Regions from separate parts of the Homo sapiens genome. Here regions 2, 3, 4 and 5 are each linked to region 1. A link is a loop called in an ENCODE intact Hi-C map of the cell type or tissue named here. Cell type or tissue: GM12878. All regions are shown on one strand. Region 1 overlaps LOC105374027 (a long non-coding RNA gene). Region 2 overlaps CBLB (Cbl proto-oncogene B). Region 3 holds the start of LOC105374026 (a long non-coding RNA gene). Region 4 has its middle 460 kb from the start of CBLB. Region 5 has its middle 390 kb from the start of CBLB.

The links. A loop is a pair of places that touch in the nucleus more often than their neighbours do. Peaks named below come from ENCODE experiments on the same cell type or tissue, not always from the same donor. Only the 100,000 strongest peaks of a DNase experiment are listed, where the experiment ranks them.
Region 2: it touches region 1 in a loop (5-fold over the local background); 2 of 110 quality-filtered maps call a loop at or near these places.
Region 3: a loop joins it to region 1, with 2.1 times the contacts of the local background. A loop is called at or near these places in 3 of 110 quality-filtered maps.
Region 4: a loop joins it to region 1, with 2.3 times the contacts of the local background. A loop is called at or near these places in 6 of 110 quality-filtered maps.
Region 5: a loop joins it to region 1, with 5 times the contacts of the local background. A loop is called at or near these places in 2 of 110 quality-filtered maps.

Annotation. Positions count from the first base shown.
Region 1 is chr3:106,181,744-106,186,743 of GRCh38, reverse strand. The region is part of intron 2 of LOC105374027 (a long non-coding RNA gene); the gene reads right to left. Among named protein-coding and RNA genes, the nearest start is that of CBLB, 320 kb to the right of the region's middle. RefSeq lists an enhancer at 2,289-2,338. In GM12878, no CTCF peak of the experiment used is centred here; DNase peaks (open chromatin) are centred at 1,371, 1,663, 2,057 and 2,523; H3K27ac peaks cover 3,690 bases.
Region 2 is chr3:105,833,981-105,838,980 of GRCh38, reverse strand. All of the region lies in intron 3 of CBLB (Cbl proto-oncogene B), which reads left to right. Among named protein-coding and RNA genes, the nearest start is that of CBLB, 33 kb to the left of the region's middle. In GM12878, a CTCF peak has its summit at 2,478; DNase peaks (open chromatin) are centred at 1,650 and 2,250; H3K4me3 peaks cover 1,460 bases; H3K27ac peaks cover 3,258 bases.
Region 3 is chr3:106,065,999-106,070,998 of GRCh38, reverse strand. It overlaps LOC105374026 (a long non-coding RNA gene), which reads left to right and starts at 816. Exons shown (of 3, transcript XR_924310.3): 1 at 816-1,026; 2 at 4,168-4,229. RefSeq lists a silencer at 2,283-2,577. In GM12878, no CTCF peak of the experiment used is centred here; DNase peaks (open chromatin) are centred at 2,029 and 3,078; H3K27ac peaks cover 350 bases.
Region 4 is chr3:106,330,303-106,335,302 of GRCh38, reverse strand. No RefSeq gene overlaps it. Among named protein-coding and RNA genes, the nearest start is that of CBLB, 460 kb to the right of the region's middle. In GM12878, a CTCF peak has its summit at 2,294; DNase peaks (open chromatin) are centred at 874 and 2,272; H3K27ac peaks cover 1,240 bases.
Region 5 is chr3:106,253,894-106,258,893 of GRCh38, reverse strand. No RefSeq gene overlaps it. Among named protein-coding and RNA genes, the nearest start is that of CBLB, 390 kb to the right of the region's middle. RefSeq lists an enhancer at 1,835-2,194. In GM12878, no CTCF peak of the experiment used is centred here; DNase peaks (open chromatin) are centred at 1,453, 2,113, 2,433 and 2,843; H3K4me3 peaks cover 4,627 bases; H3K27ac peaks cover 4,410 bases.

The sequences.
Region 1 (5,000 bases):
GTTTGCGAACCTATTTTCTAAAGGTTGGATCCACTCAACAGATATCTTTTATTTGGACTTCAAAATGTGCTTCAGAATGCACGAAAACAATAACTACAAAAACATATATTAATTTCTTTCTTTCCTGAACTCAAATAGCAACTTGCAACAGCATGCTTTCTAGAGTTGGAATATTCATGTGTTACATTGTGTGTAGGGGGTTGGAGGGTGTGTGTATGGGTCTGTGTCTGTAGAATTGGACCTCATCTCTGCTCTTCAACAAAATTTAGGTTTAGAAAAGGGAGTAATTTCATAAACTTATTTTGTTTCTCATGAATGATACTATTTTGAAATTAACAAAAATGATGCTCAGTGAACACCAAACCAATAAATGTTTAAATGAAATGGAGAATTTGAGTCTTAACATTAAATCTTAAGCAAAATACACATTTTAAGGATTACGAATACTTTACTTCAAAATGAAAGTTGTCATCATCAGCTCCCTATACACTCAAGAATTCTCAGTGAAGTGAACAGAATTAGAACTACAAGTGAAAAAAATTAGAACTGCAGTAAGAAGTTCCTGTTAGAGACATGACTCAATCTCTCAACTCCTATGTGGCCGTGGAAAAATTGGTTTATCTGGCTGATAAGCCAGGTACCTTTTTCTAAGTACCTTGAAGTGGCTGACCTCTAAGATTCCTTGAAGTTATGACAATCTATAACTGGTATGGTGGGCAGTCTCACCAGCAAGTGACTTTTGTGGTCCCAAATGTTATTATTTAAAGGGGTACAAGTCAGATACTCTTTCTGCAAATTATCAGCCTTACTGACTATTGACGTTTTGTTATGGGTTAAATAGGCATCATACCTAGTTTCCCCGTATTCTCAACTCTCAACAGAGATAGCTACTATTGCTATTCCTATTTCTTTTCAGACAAAGAATTCAAAAGAGATTGAAGTCATTTACCCATGGTTATAAAACCCAGAAGTGTCAAAACTGAAATTTAAACACTGTTTTATTTCAAACTTAAATTGCTGATGCCCAAGCTATATAGTTTCATGGTTTAGTGGTCCCCTCCTGAAAAATGTTTTCATTTTCTAAATTTGAAGAAATCTCCTTTGAAAGGCAAAACCCTTAAGCTTGCTTTGCCCGACACTTTATCCCCTTGACAAGAATCAGGGATGGCAGGAAGACAAAGGGAGGGTCAGAAGGAAGAAGTGGCTCTGGCAGAAGTAGATGGGAAGCCAGCAGGGATGAACTTCACCTTGATCATTATGTTGCCTAAGACAGGTCTGACTTCCAGTTATAATTAAACATGAACATCTTTACCAAGCATTCATTTACTTCATGTGTTTTAGAGAAGAACATTCCACCCTAATGCGACAGAAAGGTTAGAGTTAAACTAGAAAATGAGATTGGAAATCCCATCCAAGCATGTAGCATGCAGTAATCCCCCTATATGGAGGATAGGTTCTGAGAGCCTAAACCCATGGTTAGTACTAAACCCTACATATACTATGTGTTTTCCTACCCATATATACCTATGATAAAGTTTCTTTTATAAATTAGACACAGAGATGAATAACAATAGCTAATCATAAAATGGAACAATTAATATACTGCAGTAAGGGTGATGTGAATGTGGTTTCTCTCACTCTTTCTGAAAATATCTTTTTGTAATATACTCACCTACTTTTAAACCCGCAACTAACCATGGGTAACTGAAACTACAGAAAGAGAAACCACAGATTATAGAATACCACTGTACTCTCTCTGCCCAAGTCCTATCCTCAAAAATGTCTTGATTACTACAAAATGGCTTTTTCTTTTTTTTTTTTAACTTTTTAAGTGAAAACTGAACTATTAAGTTTATATATTTGATGATCTCCTATTTTCTAACTTCTTTCAAAATAAATCAAAGAATATATATGTGAATGTATCTATATCTTTAAATTACTTAGAAAGAAAAATTTTCCCACCACATTTATCTCAGCTAACTCATGAAACTGAACTCATTGTTTCAGTTCCCAGTGAAGTGATATTAACAAGTGTTTTTAGTTGGGGGAGTAAAGAAGGAGGTGCGTATAGATCTAGGGGAGGTGGGAGATGGGAGGGAGGCTAGACCCAGTGAGATGGATAAGATTAGCAGCCTAATGAAGCATCTTGCCATTGAAGCCCATGTACCATAAAAATGCACATACGAATTTATTTTTATAAAAATATAGCTGTCAGCTTACATATTATAATGCAGTTGGCAAAAAATAAGTTAATAAAAAAGTTCTCTTCTAAAATTTGTTAGATTGCCACAAAAAGGAAGCTTTCTACAACGTTTTTTTTTTTTCTTAGAACCCTTGGGTTAATGAAACCTAGTCTGTTACAGTTACTGTTTTTCTTCTCTCTACTCAGCATGGATTACTTGATGTCTCATCTATGGCAGAGTCTGCCAAGACAATTGAGCAAGTCTAGTGTAGAGAACTTTAATGTAGTTGGAACATATCCAGCATCAAACAAGAGTCTGTGTCAAGATCTAAGACTAGCCAGATTTTCTTTCTCAGGTGTCATTTTCTTTCTCAGGTGTCATTTCCTTCTCTCTGGAGTCATTGGGTGTCTGATTCCTTGAGTCCTCAGGCTATCAGGAACTTTCAGAAGAGATGTGTTTTCTCTGGTTAGATAACATGCCTTGGTGCTAATCCTCAAATCTCCTTGAATTCAAGTGTGTCCTGAGGCAAGAATTTTCACTGCTTGCCTGTTTCTGCATCTGAAATTTATGGGTTTTCTCATTCTGAGCCAGTTCACAAGTTGGCTGATGATTGGTGAGATCAATTATCTTTGTGAGAAAGGAGCTCTACAAATGTTAAATTGTACTAAATCATTGAGTAACGTAAAGCTGCTATGTCAAGTTACAGAAAGCAATCAAAGCTGCCTAATGCATCTGTTGCCTATTTTTAGAGCCTGAATCAACTCATGGAGCCAGTTAGGTAACTCACATAATAATAACTGAGTACTTATTATTTTTTAGTCATTATGCTAAAATGTTTCATATGAATTAATTTATCCACCTCATACCAACCTGTGAGGTAGGTAATGCTATTATCTTCCACTAGCAAATGAGGTAATTAGCCCAAGGACACCGATTGATAAATGGTGCACTAGAAATTGAAGCTGAGACTTCAGGTTCCAAAACAATTCCATTGTACTGCTTACAATGTAGTCATGCCCTTTGACCTCCAATAATAATAGAATTTCATGCCAAGACTATTTAGATGTTTAGAGCTAACTCTGAAGTAAAAATGCCTGCATGGCACTGCCAATTGCTAGGTGCCGACCCTTGGGCAAAGTGATATTAACCTCACCTGTAAAATGGGGTCAATAACCGTCCCTGCCCATAGGGTTGTTTTGAAGTAATCCATGTAGAGCATGTACACTAGTGCTCAGTACGTAGTGAGCATTCAAACATTTTAGGTACTATTAGCACTTACATAATGACACTATCATTTCTAATCACATTCAGCTGGAAGGCATGCATATGAATAAACATCAATTCACAGGTCCTGTCTGACCTATTGATTCTCACTTGCTGATATAATCAAAATAAAACAGTAATAAGGCAGTGCAGCCTCTTACACAGACAGCAGCCTGGCTTCGTTCTAAGATTTAAACATCAGTTTAAATCAGCTATTTCAATCCAAGCCATTTTGAATGAGGTAATGGTTTGTGTGCGTTTTAGGAGAAATTACAAAGTAAAGTGAAGTAATGCCTTCATTATGCATATTAAGGGTTTGGATTCTGCATGGTCAGTGGGTAGGAAGATTCTGGACTTATTTCAAACCGCCCTTGTAATTGTATCTGTCTGCCTTTTGTATAAGCAGGTAAGAACTGCTGAAACCTCTAACTAGCCAAAGAATAGACAGAAAGAAACCATGTATATTCACATTTGTTTCCAAATAGCCTATGGAAGCCACAGGGAGTTATGCAACCTTAGAGAGAGAATATTGGAATTTTTTTTGTATTGATGTATTTAATGATAACTCCCTTAAATTCAACCCCCCTAGATTAACTTTGAGTTTGAGTTCAAGCTCTGCTACTTAATTAGATTTGTGACCTTAAATATGCCTTTAAGTTTCCTTTTCCGCATTGGGAAAGTATAAATGATACTACTACCTACTCATTCGTAGTTGTAGCATTTAAGAGAATCTATGCAATTAGTATAGTGACTAACATACTATGTTATCAATAAGTTTTAGCAATTATGATGTTATGAGTATTCTTATTGTATATTCTGCTAGTAATTGAATATGACTGTAATTTAAGCTTGTCTGTCGATTCTGCATAGTATTAAAAAGCTTAGAAAAGAGCATAAACTATGTTTTATAAAAGTTAAGCAATTAAAAATGGCAAGAATATATACCTTTTACTTGCAAACTCTTATATGTCCTTAAATTCCATGTAATGAAAGCCAACTTTTTGTGTGTTTTTTAATCATACAAAATCATCAAACCATCAAGTAATATTTGTAAAGTATCTGCATAAGCATGGTATCACGCTGGGTGCTGCAATACAATAATTAATAATGATATCATGCAAAAACAGTATTTTTCAAGGTTTTAAATATGGTTGTAAACTAATTAATTTTCATTGCAAATATTTTTATAAGAATAAGAAACTCATTCTTGTAAAGCATGGTTTGAATGAACTGGATTCAGATTGCGAGGCAGAAGGGAACTCAATTCTTCTGATACTCAAACCCAAATCCTATCCAGCTTTTAGTCAGTGTGTGGGAACATCAGTAATTTATGTGCCTTCTATTTAAGTTGAGGAGCTAAGATGTTAAGTAAGAGAACTCACATGGAAGAGGCCTTAAATTCAGTTTATCTTAAAGTTTCTCATAAACGTGCTTTTCATCTATGAAGCCTATTCCTGGCATCATAGAAGATTGCAGTTGCTCTCTTTCCCTTAGCAACAATGAAGAAAATATGCTGCGGAAATGTGAAACATATAACGTACAAATATAATAGTA
Region 2 (5,000 bases), 350 kb after region 1:
TTTACTAAGCTTCCTTTATACTACCAGAGGAATCCACTTCCAGTCTCGAGTCACTTAGAAGAGGGGGCCGGGCGTGATGGCTCATGCCTGTAATCCCAGCACTTTGAGAGGTCAGGAGATCAAGACCATCCTGGCCAACATGGTGAAACCCTGTCTCTACTAAAAATGCAAAAATTAGCTGGGTGTGGTGGCATGCGCCTGTAATCAGGAGGCTGAGGCAGGAGAATGGCTTGAACCTGGTAGGTGGAGATTGCAGTGAGCCGAGTTCACACTACTACACTCCAGCCTGGCGACAGAAAAAAAAAAAAAAAAAGAAGGATACATTTCTGTAAGGTTTTTAAAGTTTTGTTGGAAAAGATGGATTGCAATTCTCTTCTTATGTTTTTCTGAGATTAGCCTAATCACTATCCTTGGAATTTACCTTTGCTTGCCAGCCTTTTATCCTGCCCCTTTCTCCTCCCTTTCCTATTTCCAGTTTATGCAGATATTCTTTCTTATTACTGGCATAGCTAACATTCCCACTCTATCCCCATGCCCATCTTGGCTCTGATTTTCTGATCATTCTAGCTAAAATGTGTCTTTTCCTTCTGACCATAGCATTTATCAAGGCCTTTCATGTGGCAGTTAATGATATATTGTCAAATATTGTTATCTTTTTAAAATGGTGTTAGGAGCCTGGGTAACAGAGAGACCCCATCTCTACAAAAAAAAAAAAAAAAAAAAAAAAAAAATAGCCAGGTGTGTTGGCCCATGCCTGTGGTCCCAGCTACTCTGGAGGCTGAAATGGGTGAGATTGCTTGAGCCAAGGAGGTTGAGGCTACTGTGAGCTGAGGTCATGGCGCTGCACTCCAGCCTGGGTGACAGAGTGAGAACGTGTCTCAGAAAAAAAAAAAAAAAGAAAAAAAGGAAAAAAAAAGGTAATAGGCTATGTCTCTTCTGTGTCTCCCATGGTATCCAGAACAGTGCTTTATACTTGGCAAACACTCATAATAATATATGGTTATTTCTTTAGAATTACTATAGGATGATTTGAAAATCCTGATGTATTCCTAGATTACGAGCTGCTGGGGCCTGGAGGGAGGCAGAAGAGAGATGTTACAATGGAAAGTGTTGAAGTGTCTGAAGGCTTGTTTTTAGAATTTGTAGGTACACTCTGAATGTCAGCTTCTTCACATTTGGGAATGAGTACTGGCGATTTTAGAAGAAAAGAAAATGCTTATAAGGATAGTAATATCATTATTATTTATGTTTTAATTATAAATATATTTCAAAGCAACTCTTAACTGTATGTATTCTCAAAATAGCTTTACTGTAATAACATTCTTGGACAAAGTTCATGAAATTACTACAGTTTACAAGTACTTCTTTAATGGAGTGTCCTTGTAGCTACACTTAGTACCTGTAAGATAAATTCCTAAAAAATTCACATCATTCTGCCTACTCTCACAAACTACTCAAAGCAATGAGCATATTGCATAGCTTTCTTATTGACTTATTAGTTCTGTATCTGAGCTCCAATGAGTGTTTTCACTTCCTCTTATTCTTATATTAACATTTCTTCAAAGACTGTTTTTGTTTCTGTGATGTGTTGTACTTATGACCCTGAATACACAGGACTTTTCGGCAACTGGGGAATCCTCCAAAAATCTATGCTTTCGACATGAATAGTCCAGTTTCATTTGGTATGTATTATTGACAGAAGTGCTTCATCCTCTTTATAGCTTGCTGTGCAGCAGATGGTTGTTATATTATTCAGGACTCTTGAGGCAGTGCATTAATACGCGTGCACAATGTTTTTTAAGTCTTATTGTGGGAATTGTCTTGTGTCCTTGTTGACGGAATTCCTTAATACGGATGAAGATTTCCAAACTTGAAAACTAGTTTTTAAATTTTAGCTAAGGCTATTTTGTATTTATGTATTGCTTAACTGCTATCTCTTTTTCTTTCCTTTTAAAGTAAAGGTCGGAGGGTTGGATCTAATATTCTTGCTATAAATGATTTTTTTTTTTTTTTGGTCTTGTTTTGTTTTGATGTGAGCATATCAGCTTTGAGGGACATCTGAGATATTTTGAATATGTAGGCAGGGCTTTTAAAGAAAGGAATTGCTGTTTTCTTACATCCACCATGCAGACTTAGACTTGACAGGAAAACAGAGGCATGTGTGTTCTCACTGTGTATTATCGTTGCGCCCCCTCACATAGCTGTTAGGGTTTGTCAGCAGTTTGTTTTGACTCACTAGACCAAGGGTGGGGGTGGTTTTGTGTGTTTTTGTAAGTTAACTAGTGTGGGATGTCAGTAATCTCAGCTTTACCATTTTAGTTGGCCATGATCCCTTCATGTAAGAAACCGTCATATTTGCCCTATTTCTCAGGCCATACTGTGGTTCCGAAACTTGCCCGTAAATATTTGTGAAATAGTTTTTCTTTTCTTATAACTCTGGAGGTCAAAACCCAGCCCTAAGATAAACTCCTGTTTCATATTGCCTCTGCGGGGTGCTCATGGTATGTCCCCAGACTAATTTGGGAACCTCCTTGAATTACTTTTTAAAATTTATCTGGATAGTTCTTACACAATTAAATTTAATTTTTATTTATTATAGCAAGATTGAGGACACTCCCAAATCCACACTTCATTTCCTGGGAGATCATGTTAGACACAGATAACTATGCTAAATTATTTTGATCCAGGTAAGCGTGTTAGAAAGAGAGGATGGGGCTGCTGGACTTCATTGAGAGGATCTTTTGATTTCAGAAACCATTAGTGAAGGAAAGGTGTACTAGACAGAGCTGTCATAACCTTTTTACTATTTCTTAAGAGAAGTGGTACCTCTGAGAGTTGTGTAACATGGTGGTCTTCCCACATCTTTATCAAGAGATTAATTAAGGTTGTGAAGTAAAGCTTTAGAGGTGAGGCACAAAAGGCAAGCAGTGTTTACCTCTAATCACTCGAGGTAACCTTTATATTGGAAGATCAGTGTAGATGTATTGTGTACCAGATAACATTCCATTATGTAACTATTCTTTATTTACTTCCTCTACTGTATGTGTGGCATCATTCCAGCATCAAGTTTAATCCTTCTTTGTATGCATTTATTGTAAACTGTCATTTATGTGGGATTAAAATAACTGGAAAGCCTAAATAACTGGAATTCTTGTAGCATGTTTGGTACTTGACATTTAAAAGAGAGACAGATGGCAAGTAAACAAGGTGAGAGCAGGACTTTATTTGCTGTACTGCAATCTCAAACTGCTGTCAAGAATTTTAATTAGATGTTATTTTAGGAAGCTTTCAATTTACTGCAGGTCATTGAAGCTTAGAAAGAAGCAGAATGTACACCAAGTATTTTAATATGTTAGCAATCCACTGCAATTAGTTAATCTGGAGCTAGTAGGTTGTATTTTTAAGAGTGTAAACATTTTACTGGGTTTCAGTGTGACTTAGAGTAAAATAATTTTTCTGTTTAATTTTAAATCATACTATTTTAAATTTCTAAGTTGGGCTTCAGTATCAAGTTGGTTGAATTAAAGATTTAAATATTTCTCCTGATGTCTTCCCTTCTCCTTCCTACTAAACTGGTGTTCATTTTTCTTTATGGTGATCATTTCTAATTTCCCACAGCTTCCCTGGACATTTCCTTCACTGTGAGATAGTAGTTTTACACATCATTCAACATCCAGTTGTTCAGTTTTCACAAAAAGATTTCTGAGAAATCTGACTTCAAAGTTACTCTTTTCAAACTGAAGCTCGTTTTTAGAACTATTCATGATATAGGAAAATACATTCATAACTGAAAGCTTTTTTTGGGTTATTCTTTGTAACATTACATGCCGCTTTTCACCAATGAAAAGAATCCTCAAGAACCTGGAAAAAGCAATTCCTTTTTGCAGTTAAAATGAAGATAAAGAGCCTTGAAAAATGGCTGATGCTAATAGTTCATGGAGATTAATAAGTGATATGTGAAAGGCAGACTGTCCTGTAGTTGCAAAATGTTACATAGTTTGTACACCTTGTCAGCGTTGTGATAACATGAAGTCATAGTTTAATTGGTAAACAAGAAAAGCTTCCAATAAAGTGTCCCATGGATGATCTTTTCCTTTGAGACTGCAGCATTTCTGAAGAATATAGGGTATCTTGTGATACAGCAAGGTAAAAGCAGGGCACATCTTCCCTATGATAAATCTGTGCTCTTATTGTCGGAGTTTAACCTAGTCCTTCATATTTTGTTTCTGAATACTTGAGTTCATTTATGTATAGTGGGGAAGATTTTGTTTTTGATTTTGACTTCTGTCATGCTTGCTTGCTTACTTGATTTTCTTTTCTTTTTTGAGATGGAGTTTTGCTCTGTCGCTCAGGCTGGAGTGCAGTGGCGCAATCTTGTCTCACTGCAAGCTCCGCCTCCCTGGTTCATGCCATTCTCCTGCCTCAGCCTCCTGAGTAGCTGGGACTACAGGTGCCTGCCACCACGCCCGGCTAATTTTTTGTATTTTTAGTAGAGACGGGGTTTCACCGTGTTAGCCAGGATGGTCTCCATCTCCTGACCTCGTGATCCACCCGCCTCGGCCTCCCAAAGTGCTGGGATTACAGGCATGAGCTACCGTGTCCAGCCCTATTTCTTTATTTAAAAATGACAAATACATTTATGGTTGTACTACATGATGTTTCTGTATATGTATACATTGTGGAATGGCTAAATCAAGCTAATTAACATAGCCATTACTTCCCATACTTACTTTTTTTCTTTTTTAACTGGTGAGAACATTTAAAATATACCCTCTTAGCAATTTTCAATATACAGTACATTGTTAACCTCTTGAACTTATGTCTCCGGTCTAACTGAAATTTCGTATCCTTTGACCAATAGCTCTTCATCCACTGCCTCAACTGCCCACCCCCACCCCAGGAAATTGTGATTGATATATTTTTTAAGGTTGTTGAATTAATTGTCTTTTTTGCAGTTAAAAAATATATTAATAGTAAAATGGGCTAGGTAGAGATTTTTT
Region 3 (5,000 bases), 120 kb after region 1:
CACCTCGGCCACCCAAAGTGCTGGACTTTTCTTTGACTTCTTGATGGTTGAAGTATAGGCTAACTCCCATGGTTTTCTCTACAATATTACAAAAACAGTAACTAATTGAAAAATGAAGAGAATATGACTGATATAAAAGCTACTTCTAGTAGTTTAGTGATATTCCTTTATTAAGAAAAGTGTGATGGAATAAAGGCCCAAGATTAAAATGAAACAGAGGGATTCCCTAGGAATTGTAACCCCAGAGGTTTGTGGATTTTCAGTGGTAAAGTTATTTTTCCCTGACTCTTTGTCATGCCTCCCTTTATAGTAATTCCATTTTGCTCTTAATAACAAACATTAGTTTTGACTATTATGCAATTTCTCTTTTATTTCTTTCAGAAAATGGAAGATTTCTCCTTAAAAGACAAGGAGAGAGAAATATGCCAAAAATGAGAATAGGGAGTAGAGGCTAAAACCAAAATTAGTATTCAGAAATTTCAAATGATGCTGAAATTCCCAGAGGGAAGTATTTATTTATATAAGTATATTCGGTTAATTATTTATAGAAATAAAACTCAGGAAAATTCCACTCTCACTGTTTTTATCTGCGTACACTGTCCCTAGAGGGCTTGTATGTGGGTTTCCATTCTCAGAATCAGAAAGTCCCTGTTTGTTCTTGTCCTTGTTATCATTTTATTTTAAAATAAAATTTGTGAGAGTAGTGATCACACTAATTTTTCTCTGTGTTTAGAAGGCCCGCTATTTTAAAGACTGATTATTCATATTTTTAAAAATCACATTTTTTTCATATATATATGAAAGACATAAATTTGGAATGCTTTAATAAAGTTCAAAAGTCAGGATATGTGCTCATTAGGCTGACATCATCAGCTGAAATGACGCCATTCACATCCAAGACTTAATGCACTTGCTGTCGATGTTTGATGTATGCCAGGCACAACCTTATTCTCCACAAAAAGCCAAGGAAAGACCCAAGTAATAACAAACTCAGAGAATGGGAAGCAAGAAAAGGAGAGCATGAAGGTAATCATTTATTTAAAACATATGAAACTTGGAATTTTCTTTTTGCAATAAAAGAGGAGCGAGGCGGTGTTAAAATGTAGCAGGTTTTTGATGGTAAAAGCATTCTAAAAATATCAAGTGTTTTATGACAATATTTCCCAGAAAATTATAGCATTCCCCAGGCAAGAAAGGCACTTCCTGCATGAGTAGTTTCCACTTTTGTACACTCCATTTCTTTTTTCTGTGATTTAAAAAATTTCCATCCGAAAAGTTATAATTTTATAATGGCCACTCAAGTGGAAAGTATTAAGAGGAATCATCTAATGCTAATAAAAATAAGAGTCAAGGGTACAGATCACTCCCACTCACTCTCATATTTTAATGCAATGGCCTTTAGGGATCACTCTGAAAATTTATCATGAAAGAGCATAATGGTAGCCATTACCTATTCAAAAGCAAATGTGAAAACATGGTGGTCTAAAATACTTTATTAAAAAGATTTAGGCTTGTAACAGAGACACACAGCCTTATTGTGCCCTTTGTATAACCAATAATCTCCAGTTCAATCCACTGAAGCAATATTTTACTTAAAAGATTAGGTTTGTATCAACACTCCCTTTATAATACCTTAATAATACCAATAATCCCTAGTTCCATCAATTGGCTTAAAGAATTTTCACTTTAGGAAAAATAAAAAAACAATTATTGTTTTTATTGTTATCAAATAGGAAGGCCATTGCCATCCTTATTACGTACATCTTTCTAGTCTGATGTAAATTGCATGCAAAACCCAAACATGAGCAAGATTGTGATTCAAAATCTTTAAGTGTGTTGAACAGGGTCCCACACTGACAGTGTTCATTTTCATATTTTCTGGAACAATTCAAAGATTACTCAATTCTAAGAGAAAATGATAGGGAAAGCAAGCCAGAATTCTGGGCCGAAAATTGCTTTCATTCTTCAAAACATGGCCTTCTATGTGTTGCAACTGAGTGCCTGGAGACGTCAAAAGGGAAAGAGAAAGATGCTTACCAAAGTATGAAACCACTTTGGAGAGAATGACATACAGATAGGCTGTGAAGGTGTTATCCTCATAACAGAGGACACCCTTGAAAGAATTATTTATAGCTGTATTGTTCAAAGCTTTGCCAATCTTAATGTCAGCTGTGGTTTTTTCTTCTGAAACTCTACCAAAACATAGTACTAATCTCTAAAACGATATGTAGTTAGATGGATTTGTGACTATACTCTAAAATGGTATGTTGAAGCACTTATAGTCTCTGCTCCAAATACAAAAGGATATGAGAACATCAGAAATATGATGGAAATTGCCATTGAAATGAGTTAAGGCCTACCCTCTGGTGACTTAGAGCTTTTGTGAACAAGAATATTTCAGTTGTAGAATTGGCACAGAAAGTAAGCAGTAATGGGTAACCTTTGGCAAGGAAAGGGAAACAATGATCTGGGGCCAGTGCCAAAAGAGAGAAGGACTGGGACTCAAATGAGAATAACTGAAAAGAAAATTCCTAGGCTTAGCACATGCATTAAAATTCTAGGAAATGCTAAGAGACTAAAAAAAGAAGTAAGGGTATCTCAAACCTCACTACACTGCATGAAAAAATGAACAAGCCATTGGTGAGTTTTTCCAAGAATTTTGAGTCTATATGTAGATGATGCTATTAATTTTTTATAATTTAGGTAGTATTTCCCCCACCACCTTTTTTGGTTTTTGTTTGTTTTTTAGAGACAGGGCTTTGCTCTGTCACCCAGGCTGGAGTGCAGTAGTTAGAACTAGAGGCATGCACCACCACACCCAGATAATTCTGTTTTATTATTCTTTGTAGAAATAGGGTGTATTAGTCCATTCTTACATTGCTATAAAAAATACTTGAGACTGAATAATTTATAAAGAAAAGAGGTTAAATTGGCTCATGGTTCTACAGGCTGTTCAGAAAGCATGGCAGCATCTGTTCAGCTTCTAGGGAGGCCTCAGAAAACTTACAATCATGACAGGAAGGTGAAAGGGGAACCAGTGCTTCACACCATAGCTGGAGCAGGTGAAAGAGAGGGCGAAAAGAGGTGCTACAGCCTTGTAAACAATCAGATCTTGTGAGAACTCTATTATGAGAACAACACTGGGAGGATGGCACTAAACCATTAGAAACTGCCCCCATGATGCAATCACCTTCCACTAGGCCCCACCTGCAACATTCAACATGCGATTTGGGTGGAGACAAATCCAAACCATATCACAGGGTCTCCCTACGTGGCCCCAGCTGCTCTTAACTCCTGGTATCAAATGATCTTATCTCCTTGGCCTTCCAAAGCACTGGGATTACAGGTGTGAGCCATGATGTCTAGCCAAATTTCCATTTAATTAATATTTTAGTTGTGACTAGTAGTAGTTATTCCCAAAGGTACTATGAATGGGGAGGTAGAGGAAATATGCTATCTAGCAATATTCCATAAAATTAATTATCTGGCTGAATTTAGGAAAAAGTGTAAAGATGGGTACATTATATATTGTATATATATTTAAATCCAAGGTTGATAGTTACTGCGATCAGTGCTTTCATATTCATCATCCTTATAGACCAAGTCACGAAGAATGTAAGTCATTTAACTGATATTACAAACATTCTAAGTGACCCCAATTAAAATCACACTATTATATTCAGATTCAAGCCCCAGATCCCTCATGCAATTTATCATGAATTATATAGTCCAAGGTGTGGGAAGGAATTTGCATACATCACTATGGAAAAGCTATTAATGATAGTTTGGTTAGGTTTAAAACCTATCTTGTTGGTCTCAAAAAAGATAAAATATGAATTCTCTTTATAATAAATCTGAATTCTAGAAAGAGGGTCCAAAACTATGACACACATACATGAAAACATTTAGAGTGGGATTTTAAATACATGATTTGTTAAGCTGGTACTCACCAGGAAGCAGTATGGATACTGTAAAGACATGACAGTCTGTTCAACAAGGCATCTGAGGAATTGTCCATGTAAGATAAGCTAGAACAATATATGAACTTACTGGATTTGTAGCCAGTTGAAAAAATCTTATGTAAAGAGGATTAAGACAACGTACAGGTTATTTTCTATTGGAACAGCAAGACTCACTATTTCTTCTTGTTTTATATTTCTATATAAGTACACAGATGATAACAAATAATCCAGAATTATCAAGTCAAGATCAAGGCCAAAACCAGCAAGGTAAAATTTAATAAATGTAATATTCTGCATTACTCTTCAAGTAAATCAGTTAAATAATTCACTTAGAAAAAGAAATAAGCATTTTAGTTACCTAAAACTCAGTATAAGCCAATATATGCAACTGGTTACCAAAAACATTCATAAACTCCTAATCTATACTAAAAGAGGAAAGAATGAACTTAGACCTGTGCACTCAATATTGGTCAGATCATATGTAGTGTATTTTGTTAATATATGTATTTTTTTATTTTTGTGAGTACATAGTAGGTATATACATTTATGGGTACATGAGATGTTTTGATACAGGTATGCAATGTGAAATAAGCACATCATGAAGAATGGTGTATCCATCCCCTCAAGCATTTATCCTTTATATTACAAACAATCCAATTATACTCTTATAGTTATTTTTAAACGTACAATTAAGTTATTATTGACTGTAGTCACTCTGTTGTGCCACCAAATAGTAAATATTATTCTTTCTTCCTATTTTTTTGTACCCATTAAACATCCACACCTCCCCACCTATACCCCTAGTACTCTTTTCATCCTCTGGTAACCATCCTTCTAGTCTCTATGTTAATCAGTTGTTTTGTTTTTTAGATCCCACAAGTAAGTAAAGACATGCAATGTTTGTCTTTCTGTGCCTGACTTCTTTCCCTTAACATAATAATCTCCAGCTCCATTCATGTTGCTGCAAATAGCTGGATCTCATTCTCTTTTAAGGATGAATATTTACTCTTTTAAGGATAAATATTTACTCTCTTAAAG
Region 4 (5,000 bases), 150 kb before region 1:
AATAATTATTTCCTCCCAGCACATTGGATGTATCTGAATATTTACAATCAACATTTTTAAAGAATGTGCCTTTCCATGTGACTATGCACAGGGTCCTCCCTGCAGATATTTAGGAGATAACATGTAATAGATATCCACAAACCCCATCTGACAGACGAGTTTCATTGTGAAAAGTCATCATACATCATCCTCTCAGATATGTTGTTTTCTAGTCTTTTTCATTTAAACATACTGTTTTTTTTTTAATCGAATTTAGAGACCTTTAGACTGGGGTGGCTCTGGCACTTCAAATTCTTTGGTGAACAAATCAAAGCCCAATGTAAACAGTAAATGGAAACTAGGGTAACTCTACCAATCAGAAATCACTAACTGTGGGAATAAGCAAGCAAAGAAGGAGAGAATGGAGATGCTGGAAAAAAATGGGGAGCAGAAGGTAAGGAAACCAATTTAGGAAGAGAGTAACTTTAGATAAAGGACTAAACACCACTTTCCATGGACAGAAATAAATCTCGAAGGGATGGAAAATAATGCAGGCAAGATAGTGAATTGTTGGCCAGGAAGCTGAGGGAGCAAGCGAATGAGGGTGTTCTTTTCTCTGAAAACAGAGGCTATCATTGACTGAAAGCGAGGTGGAGAATTAGATTTGAGACTTGTACCCTGTCATATTGGAAAACCAGATCCATTTTACATGAAGTTATACAATGTATTTGTGTTATAATATATTTTCAAATACAGCACCTGAAATAAGAACCCCAACCCCCAAAGAAAAGGAAAGAAAGAAAGAAAAGAAATTACTAACTAACTTCTAACTAGGAACTTTCCATTCTAACCAAAGTTGTTTTGTTTGTCGTGCTTCTGCAAACCCTTCAGAAAAGTTTCCCCTTTTGCCCCTCCTGGCAGAGTGCTAACCACTTGTGGTCTGAAGCTGCCTTGATTCATGAGTCACTGAATGCTTTAATAAATTCTTTAAAAGATAAATGTAATAAAGCTTTTCTTTTATCAATACCTTTCACCTGAGACCTTTCCTCAACCAGTTCCAAAATTCCCGAAGTAAACACATCCTGAGAACAGCTAGTATTTACCTTGAGCACAAATGATCTTACAGTCCAGGAATGCAGAATGGATTGACTAGCACAAATCAGATGATGGCATAAGTCATTTTCTTGATATACAGGTGGAGGTCTACTTAGTGACCAGAAGAATTAGTAAAACATGAGCAGTAGTTTCTATAATCCTTAGGGCACACTGCATCTGTCAATGAAATAATGTCTTTTAGAGCAGTTGCCTCATGACTACACTTCACATGTGGTACACTTGAGTCACAGGCCTTGTGGGAGGCGAAGAACAGGTGAGACAGGCAAGGGCTCAATGTCTAACATGCTGAGACAAATAGATTGAGACCTCAGAAGGGAGAAGATAGTTTCTTTCAAAACTCTTGAAATATTTAATATCCTGGAGTGAAATAAATCCTAATTTAGAATTCTGTTTTCTTTTAAAAATTTTTTATACGACCTGTGGCCTCTTTTGTATTTTTCTTTTTGTCATTGCTAGCTAATAGATATGACACTTCTATTTTAATTTTTTGATGTTTTCTTTAAACATGTCAGATAAGTAATAATCCTGCATCATTATCTCTTATTCTGAAATATAAGTAGCTTTCAAAGTTGTCAACTTATAGTGGGATTAAATGGAGGAAAAATAGAAGATTTTGATGCTAAAGAATATAGATTGGTGAAAGCAAACAATTAATCATCTAATAATTACTGAGCATGGTGGGACAATTATACTTTTTGCTGCCTCAAGGAGTTTATAATCCTTTGAGGAAGACAAGTCATAAATTAAAATTTAATAATCTGTAGCAAGGATCAGTAAACTTTTTTTTTTTTTTGGTAAAAGTATTTAGCTTTGCAGACCCAAAGGAAAAGTAGAAGACATTATATACCTAGTTACTTATAAAGAGAGAACACTCTTGCCTTGCCCTATCCCGTTTGCCTGGGATAGACTGTGAATGGCGGTGGGCCAGCTTGAACTGCTGCAGTCAGCTGGAGATATTCTTCAAACCAGGAGAAACTATCCTGAGGTGGAGGGGCCTGTTTGGGGGTGGAGTGGCAGCTACCTTGGTCAGATTTAGTCTCTGTCCCAGTCATACCCAGATCCTTGTATGCCTTCTTTTCCCAGAAAGCCCAGTCATTTCAACTTAGGCAGGTGGCTAGAGGCGTGGTGACTCATGGAGTTGATGATTTCCTGACCGAGATTCCACTACTTGGTGCCTGGCAGTTGCCAATTGCTGATTTCCCCCAATAGATGGTGACCTTGAATAGCAGTGAATCTCAGGTGCAGGGTAGAGAAGCAAGCATGGGAGCAGAGTTGGGGACAGAGAGATTCCTAGGCTTACTCTCTGTGGTTCATAGTGCTAGCTTGCTCAAGATGGGTGCCAGTAGGCCATAGTGATTTATAGAATCCTTGTCATGTACCAAGCACCCAGCTAGATATTCAAGTACAAGGATGAAACAATCACAGTTTTATTACATTTATCTCACAATAAAGGGTTTAAAGAATACTATAAAAATGTTGTGATAGATAACTTTTGCTAGTGTTAATTACCATAATAACTCGGAATTGTGATCAGAAAGAAATTCATTAAGAGGATATACATTGAGCCCAGTGTTAAATGATAAAATTGATGAAATAGTGAGAAGAGAAACTACCTCAGATAGAGGAAGTAAAATTGTTAAAGAATAATTTTTTCAAAAGTCAAATCATGACTTATAAAATATAAAATAGATATGCATCAAAGATCTTACATAACTAATTTTTATCTTTTTCATTATTTAGGAAATCCATAAGATGTAAAAAGCAATTTTTAAAAAGTAAAAAATAGTGCCTATATGAGCATGAAAGAATGCTGAAATAAATTTGCTATCACATACAAAAGTGGTGTCTTCAGCAGTCTAGAAATGAATTTCATCTCCACCACACAAAATTCATTTGCATTTCTCTTAACAGGAGCTATCTGCATCACCATCATCTCTCTACAAATTATCTCCACAATGTTGCAAAATAGTTAAATAAAATGAAAGGCACTTATTCTTACAGAATCCCGTAACCCCAGAAGTGTCCTTGAGATAATGCTCAACATTCCACTGTAAAGGTAACCAGTTATCATTTCTCAATTCCAAAATCCTTTATCAGACAATATGAACAAAAGTAAAAAGAAAATACAATGTATTTGGTTCAGAGATATCTAAGATGCTCAGTTCTTCGTCATCTAAATTTCTTAAAATTGCTACCTGTAATAGACTATTTTACACAGTAAACCTGAAAGTGTTAAAACTACATCCTGACATTATAATTTCTAGCATCTCAGTAGATATGTAAGGAAACTATTGAGGAATTCAAATTGGTGTAGAGTGGGAGCTTTTCAACATTCTGTAAACTCCATAATGCACAGTCACCCTCTCAACTCTATTGCATAGGGGTAGTCCTGCTCAATGCTTTAGCTCAAATAAATATGTGCAAAGTGAAGAAACAAAACAAAACAAAACAAAACAAAAACAAACCAACATTAACAGCTTGGCAACCAAGGAAATGTCTATCACAAAGCCCATTCACTTTACTCCAAAGAGATAAATAAGGGCCAACATGTAATAAATTAAGAAAGCCAGATTCCTTCGTTATATACCAGATCTTCCCTATGTTAACATTAGACTATGTCAGCATTAGACTAAAAACAAAAAAATGCACTAACAGCAAGAAAGCAAAGGAGTAGATAGAAAAAAAAAAAAAAAAAGAACTGCCAATTCGAACCCTTAAAAGTAATGGGACCAATTTGATGTAATAGTTCTAGTGTTATTAGGGCTGTCTAGGGTTACTTGAGTAATAACGTAGCACCCTGTTAAAACATAGCACAAAAAAATGGTATTCATGGCAGTGGTTTTGCATCATGAGTAAAGACTCAAACCATGTCCAGAACATTTTCATTTGTGAAGACAATTAAATACATTATATATATTTGGAATAATTCTGCTAAAATTTATTTATTATGGTTTTAAAATCTGAGTGCTCAGACACAGTGTCAGATTATTTTAAAAGGTAGAAAGTTGAAGTTTTTTATAATTAGGAGGAATAGAAGTATGGGTAGAGGCAGTGATTATAGGGCAGAATAGAATGATAGTAATTAGATAAAATACTGGTCAACTAAGAAAACCTTTGCAAGTTCTAAAATACTCTACTAAGAAGTAAGATGAATGGTAAATTTCTAGTGTTCAAATTATTAAGAATAGTTCCAAGGAAGAGAGAAATCTAATCCACTGCAAAATTGTAACATTCAACTTTCACATTGGATGATAATAACAGCTAAAATTTATTGTGTTGCATGGTGCAATATATGTCATTGTATTAAATGATCCTTACTATATATGATTAGTACTTCATTTAATACTCAAAATAATCATATGTGAAAGGCATTATTATTATCTCCATTTCACAGATGAGAAAAAAGAAGCTTACAAAGAGATTAAGATTACCAACTACTCCATGGCAGAGGCAATTTGAACTTAGATTGTGTGAGTCTAATACATGGTCTTTTAAGCATTCTGCTGTTTTATTTTCCATTTAATTTCCAAAATAGCTATTTGGAATAATACTTTAGTCAGGGTTCTCCAGAGAAACAGAACCAGCAGGAGGTAGGTAGGTAGGTAGGTAGATAGATAGATACATAGTTACATAGATAGATAGACAGACAATTATAGGAATTGGTTCAAGCAATTATGGAGGCCAAGAAGTTCCACAATCTGCTGTCTGCAACCTGAGAACTAGAAAAGCCAGTGGTATAACTCAGTTCAAATAGTAGGGCCTGAGAACAGTGGGGACCAGGGCATGAGGCCTAATAGTGTAAACCCAGATAGAGAATGAAGGCCTGAGAACCAGGAACAGCAAAGACCAAAGAAAAGATAAAAGTGCCAGCTCAGATTGAACAAATTATTCTTTCCTCCAGCTTC
Region 5 (5,000 bases), 72 kb before region 1:
CCTCTCCAGCACCTGTTGTTTCCTGACTTTTTAATGATCGCCATTCTAACGAAAACTGGATTCTTATTGCACTAATGCAAACAACTATATTGCCATAAGAATACTCATCGTTTCCAAATTCTAGAGGAACCAGGCAGAGAGAAACAAACATGCTCCAAATCTTGATTACAGGAGTGTATACCTTACTTAATTATTAAAGGCTGTAAATAGTTCAAAAGTTTCATTGACTCTGAAAAAGAAGGATCAGCAATATTCCAAGCAAAAGTCAAAAAGGTTGCTTCAGCTTCCTGAGTTCAGTCTATTTAATTAACTGTTGTTTTTCTTGATATTCGTAAACATTTCAGCTCTTCACAAGTCCTGCTCATTTTCCTTTATTAAAATGTTACAGTATCCAAAGTTATCGGAAGTCTGTATTTGAGAGCACCTGTTAAAATCTTATAGCCAATTATAAACCATCTTTTGAAAAGGATTAAAACAAGACAATAATTATCTGTGAATAGCAAAATGTCCAGGGTAGTCACAGTCAAAAACACAATTGACAACAAAGTTTGGTTATCTCCGTGGTTTACGATAACTTAACAACCTTAATTATGATTGATAGCATACACTTATACATTAAAATTTTAGAAATCCCATACAATTTTGGGACATATGTTAGCATTATTCACAAAAATATAACCTAAAGAAGATTGAGCATAATTTTGGCAATCCCATGTACCTAAACTTGTGAAATAATCCTGCTTACCTCTCTTTTCCGGACACTTCAGTGGCTCTCCGAAGTATTTGAAAAGCCAGGTGCCAGGGAAGACAATTTTGAAACTGAAGTTTGATTTGGGGAATGCTGTTAAATGTTCAAGATTTAAAACACTTGATATTACGAAATAGAAATCCAGATTACCATAAATTATTTATTTTGCCAAAATGATGACTCAGAAATTTTAAAGAAGCAAAAGCCTTTGATAACCCTTTACAAATTTTGCCAAAGAGAAGATTAGTACCTTAGAAAAACCTTGTTATGCTTTTATTTTGAAGCTCAATTTATATTGAGAAAAAACATGTAATACTTTTTTTAATTTAGTCAATATGCTCACACTGAGAACCTCTTCTGCAAGATTAATTTCCAAAATTTTTCCACCACTTCTTTGAAACTTCAGCTTTTTCCTAATTTAACTCAATATAATCCTTTAACCCTAGGCCAAAGTTTACATTTCCATGTCTTCTTATAACCTTTTACAAAACACATACACACACACACACACACACACACACACACACACGATTTTACTGTTCTTATACACCTTGCATGTAAATCTGTTTTCAGTAGTCTCAATTACATGTTATAATGGTAACTCCTAGCAATTGTTAACTTTAAGGTAAAACTTGGTACATTAGCTTTAATTATGTGCTAACTACAGTCAAGGTTTGCCTTCTTAGTTAAGGGCATGGTTAGTTCCATATATCCCCAGGCCTTACCAATTGTGAAGCAGGCAAGACAGACAGTTCTCAAAACCCAAAAAGCAGTTCGTAACCTCAAAACACTTAGCAAACCTTGCATCCGGCCTGCATTTTACCAATAGTCCTTGGGGCTGTTTTTATTTCTCAAAGATTACAGTCACAGAACTGGAAGGTACCATAGCTTTTATTTCTTAAAATTATTAGATCCAGGCACTTGTCTTTCTTTACGCCAAAGTAATTAGAGCTCTTCTTTTTTTTTTTTTTTTGAGACAGTCTTTCTCTGTTGCTGAGGCTGAAGTGCAGTGGCGTGATCTCAGCTCACTGCAACCTCTGCCTCCCGGGTTCAAGCAATTCTCCTGCCTCAGCCTCCAGAGTAGATGGGATTACAGGTGCACGCCACCATGCCCAGCTAATTTTTTGTATTTTTAGTAGAGACGGGGTTTCACCATGCTGGCCAGGGAGCTCTTTTTACAGACATCATACGTAGAGCACACACAGACAAGCAGAAGAAAAGTCAGTCGCTGGATGGGGCCCTTTAAGAGATAGGGCCACATGCAGATATCAAACCAGAAAGAACCATTCCCTAAGGCAGGGTTGCTAAACAAAACCAAAAAAACTTTAAAGGTTAATTTGTTGATGGGGTAGAGTAGGGGAAAGAAAAGAAACAGTTTAAAAATATCTGGGGAAGAACCTCTTATTCTTAGGCAAGTGGTTCCTCCGCTGGGGAGAAAAGTTTAATTACTGTCCCGTGGAGTTGAAACCGTTTGGCTGGGGAAGGGGAAAGCTGCTGCAGCATGGCTGGGAACCAGCCTGCTGGCTGTGTGGGACCCTTGGGCACCGCGTCCCAGCCCCAGCATGGAGGTGGGAGGGGCTGAGAGCTGTTGCTCCTTGGTTCTTCCTGAGAAAGGAAGGAAAAGGCCATGAAAAGGCCCCCAACCCCCAGGAGTGGAGAGGGATGGGGGTTCAAACCCCAGAAGCGACAAGGAGTGGGGGTGCAGTTTCTTGTAAGTTCAGACGTCTGAGGTTGAAAAGGCTTAGAAATCACAGTGAGAGGTTTTGAGTTCCCATTTCACTCACCACTTCTGGAGCCCCTCATTTGCGGCAAAAACGTTGCATAACTTTTCCTTAGTTCAGGTAAAAATGTGGGGGCTCTTGTCTGTCCAACAGCCATGAAAATTTAGGCTCACAGACAGTTTAAAGGGTGAGTAAAGCAGGGTTTTATTGGGTGAAAAGGGCCGGGGGGCGGGTGGGGAAAGGACACGGATCCTCCACACGGCCAGAGTACCCTGCTAGAGCACTTCCCACCTGGCTATTTGAATCTCAGGTTCCGCACAGGAAGAGGAGGGGCTGGGCTCCTCCGCATTGCAAAGGGTGCAAACTTTCTGAGGTTCCAGTCCAGTGGGCAGGCTGGTTAGAGTTCCTCTAGGGGCCCCCTCCCACCTGGCTGTCTCACTTACAACTTCCCTGTTCTGTATGATGTTGTCTATGAGTTTGTCATACATGACTTGTATTATTTTGAGGTATGTTCTTCTGATGCCTAGTTTCTTGAGGGTCTTTATTATGACAGGATGTTGAATTTTACTGGAAGCTTTTTCTGTGTCTATTGAAATGATCATATGGTTTTAGTTTTTAATCCTGTTTATGTGGTGAATAACATTCATTGATTTTTATATGTTGAACCAACCTTTCATCCCAGGATTAAAGGCTACTTGATTGTGCTGAATTAACTTTGTGATGTGCTGCTTGATTTGGTTTACAAGTATTTTGTAGAGGATTTTTGCATCTATGTTCATCAAGAATATTTGCTTGTAGGTTTCTTTTGTTGTTATTGTGTCTTTGCCACCTTTTGGTATCAGTATGATGCTGACTTTGTAGAATGATAGGGAGGAATACCTCCTCCTCGATTTTTTGAAATAGTTTCAGTAGAGCTGGTACCAACTCTTTGTATATCTTGTAGAATTTGGAGGAAATCCATCTGGTCCAAGGTTTTTTCTTTTCCTTTTTCTTTCCTTCTTTCTTTCTTTTTTTTTTTTTTTTTAGTTGGTATGTTTTTTAAATTACTGATTCAATTTTGGAACTCAATACTGGTCTGTTTAAATTTCTTCCTAATTCAAACTTGAGAAGTTGTGTGTTTTCAGGAATTTATCAATTTCCTCTAGATTGTCTAGCTTCTCTGCATAGAGATGTTTATAATAGTATCTGAGTATCCTTTATATTTCTGTAGGATCAGTTGTAATGTGACCTGTGCCTTTTCTGATTGTGCTTATTTGGATTTTCTCTCTTTCTTTGTTAATATAATTAACATTCTATCAATCTTGTCTATCCTTCCAAACAACTAACTTTTTGGTTTCATTGATTCTTCGTATGAATTTTTGGTCTAAATTCCATTTAGTTCTGCTCTCATTTTGGTTATTTATTTTCTTCTGCTAAGTTTGGTTTTTATTAGTTCTTGTTTTTACTAGTTCTACGTGTGATGTTAGATTGTTATTTTGAGATCTTTTTAATTTGTTGATGTAGACATTTAGCAATATAAAATTTCCTCTTAACACTGCTTTTGCTGCATCCCAGAGATTTTAGTATGTTATATCTCTGTTTTTATTTATTTCAAAGACTGTTTTGATTTCAGCCTTAATTTCATTTTTTACCTGAAAGCCATTTAGGATCAAGTTACTTAATTTCTGTCATTGTGTGATTTTCAGAGATCTTCTTGGTAATGATTTCTATTTTTATTCACCTTTGGTCTCAGAGTATGGTTGATGTAATTTTGAATTTTTAAAAACTTAACTGAGACTTGTTTTATGGTCAAGCATGTGGTTGATCTTTGAGTTTGTTTCATGTGCAGATGAGAATAATATATATTCTGTGTTTGATGAGTGGAGGTGTTTGTTAGGTCCAACTGGTTAAGTGTCAAATTTAACTCCAAAATTTGTTTGTTAATTTTCTGCCTTGAGGACCTGTCTAATGCTGTCAGTGGTGTGTTGAAGTCCCCCATTATTATTGGGTAGCTTTCCACATCTTTTCATATGTATAGAAATACTTGTTACATGACTGTGGTGCCCCAAAGTTGGGTGCATATATATTTAAGGTAGTTAAGTCTTTCTGTTGAATTGAACCCTTTATCATTATATAATGACCTATTTTGTCCTTTTTTACTGTTACTGGTTTAAAGTATATTTTATCTGATATAAGAATAGTAATCCCTGCTCATTTTTGTTTATCGTTTGAGTGATAAATTTTTCTCTAACCCTTTTCTTTGAGCCTGTGGATGTTGTTACATGTGATATGGATCTCTTGAAGATAGGAGATGTATGGGTCTTGTGTTTTTATCCAACTTGCCACTTGGTGCCTTTTAAGTGGGGTGTTTAGGCTGTTTTCATTAAAGGCTAATATTGATACATGAGGTTTTATTTCTATCATGAAGTTGTTACCTGATTGCTTTGTAATTTAGTTTCTATTGTGTAGTTGCTTCATAGCTATGTATTTAAGTGTGTTTGGAGGGTAGCTGGTATTGTTCTTTATTTCCATGTTTAGAACTCCCTTAAGAA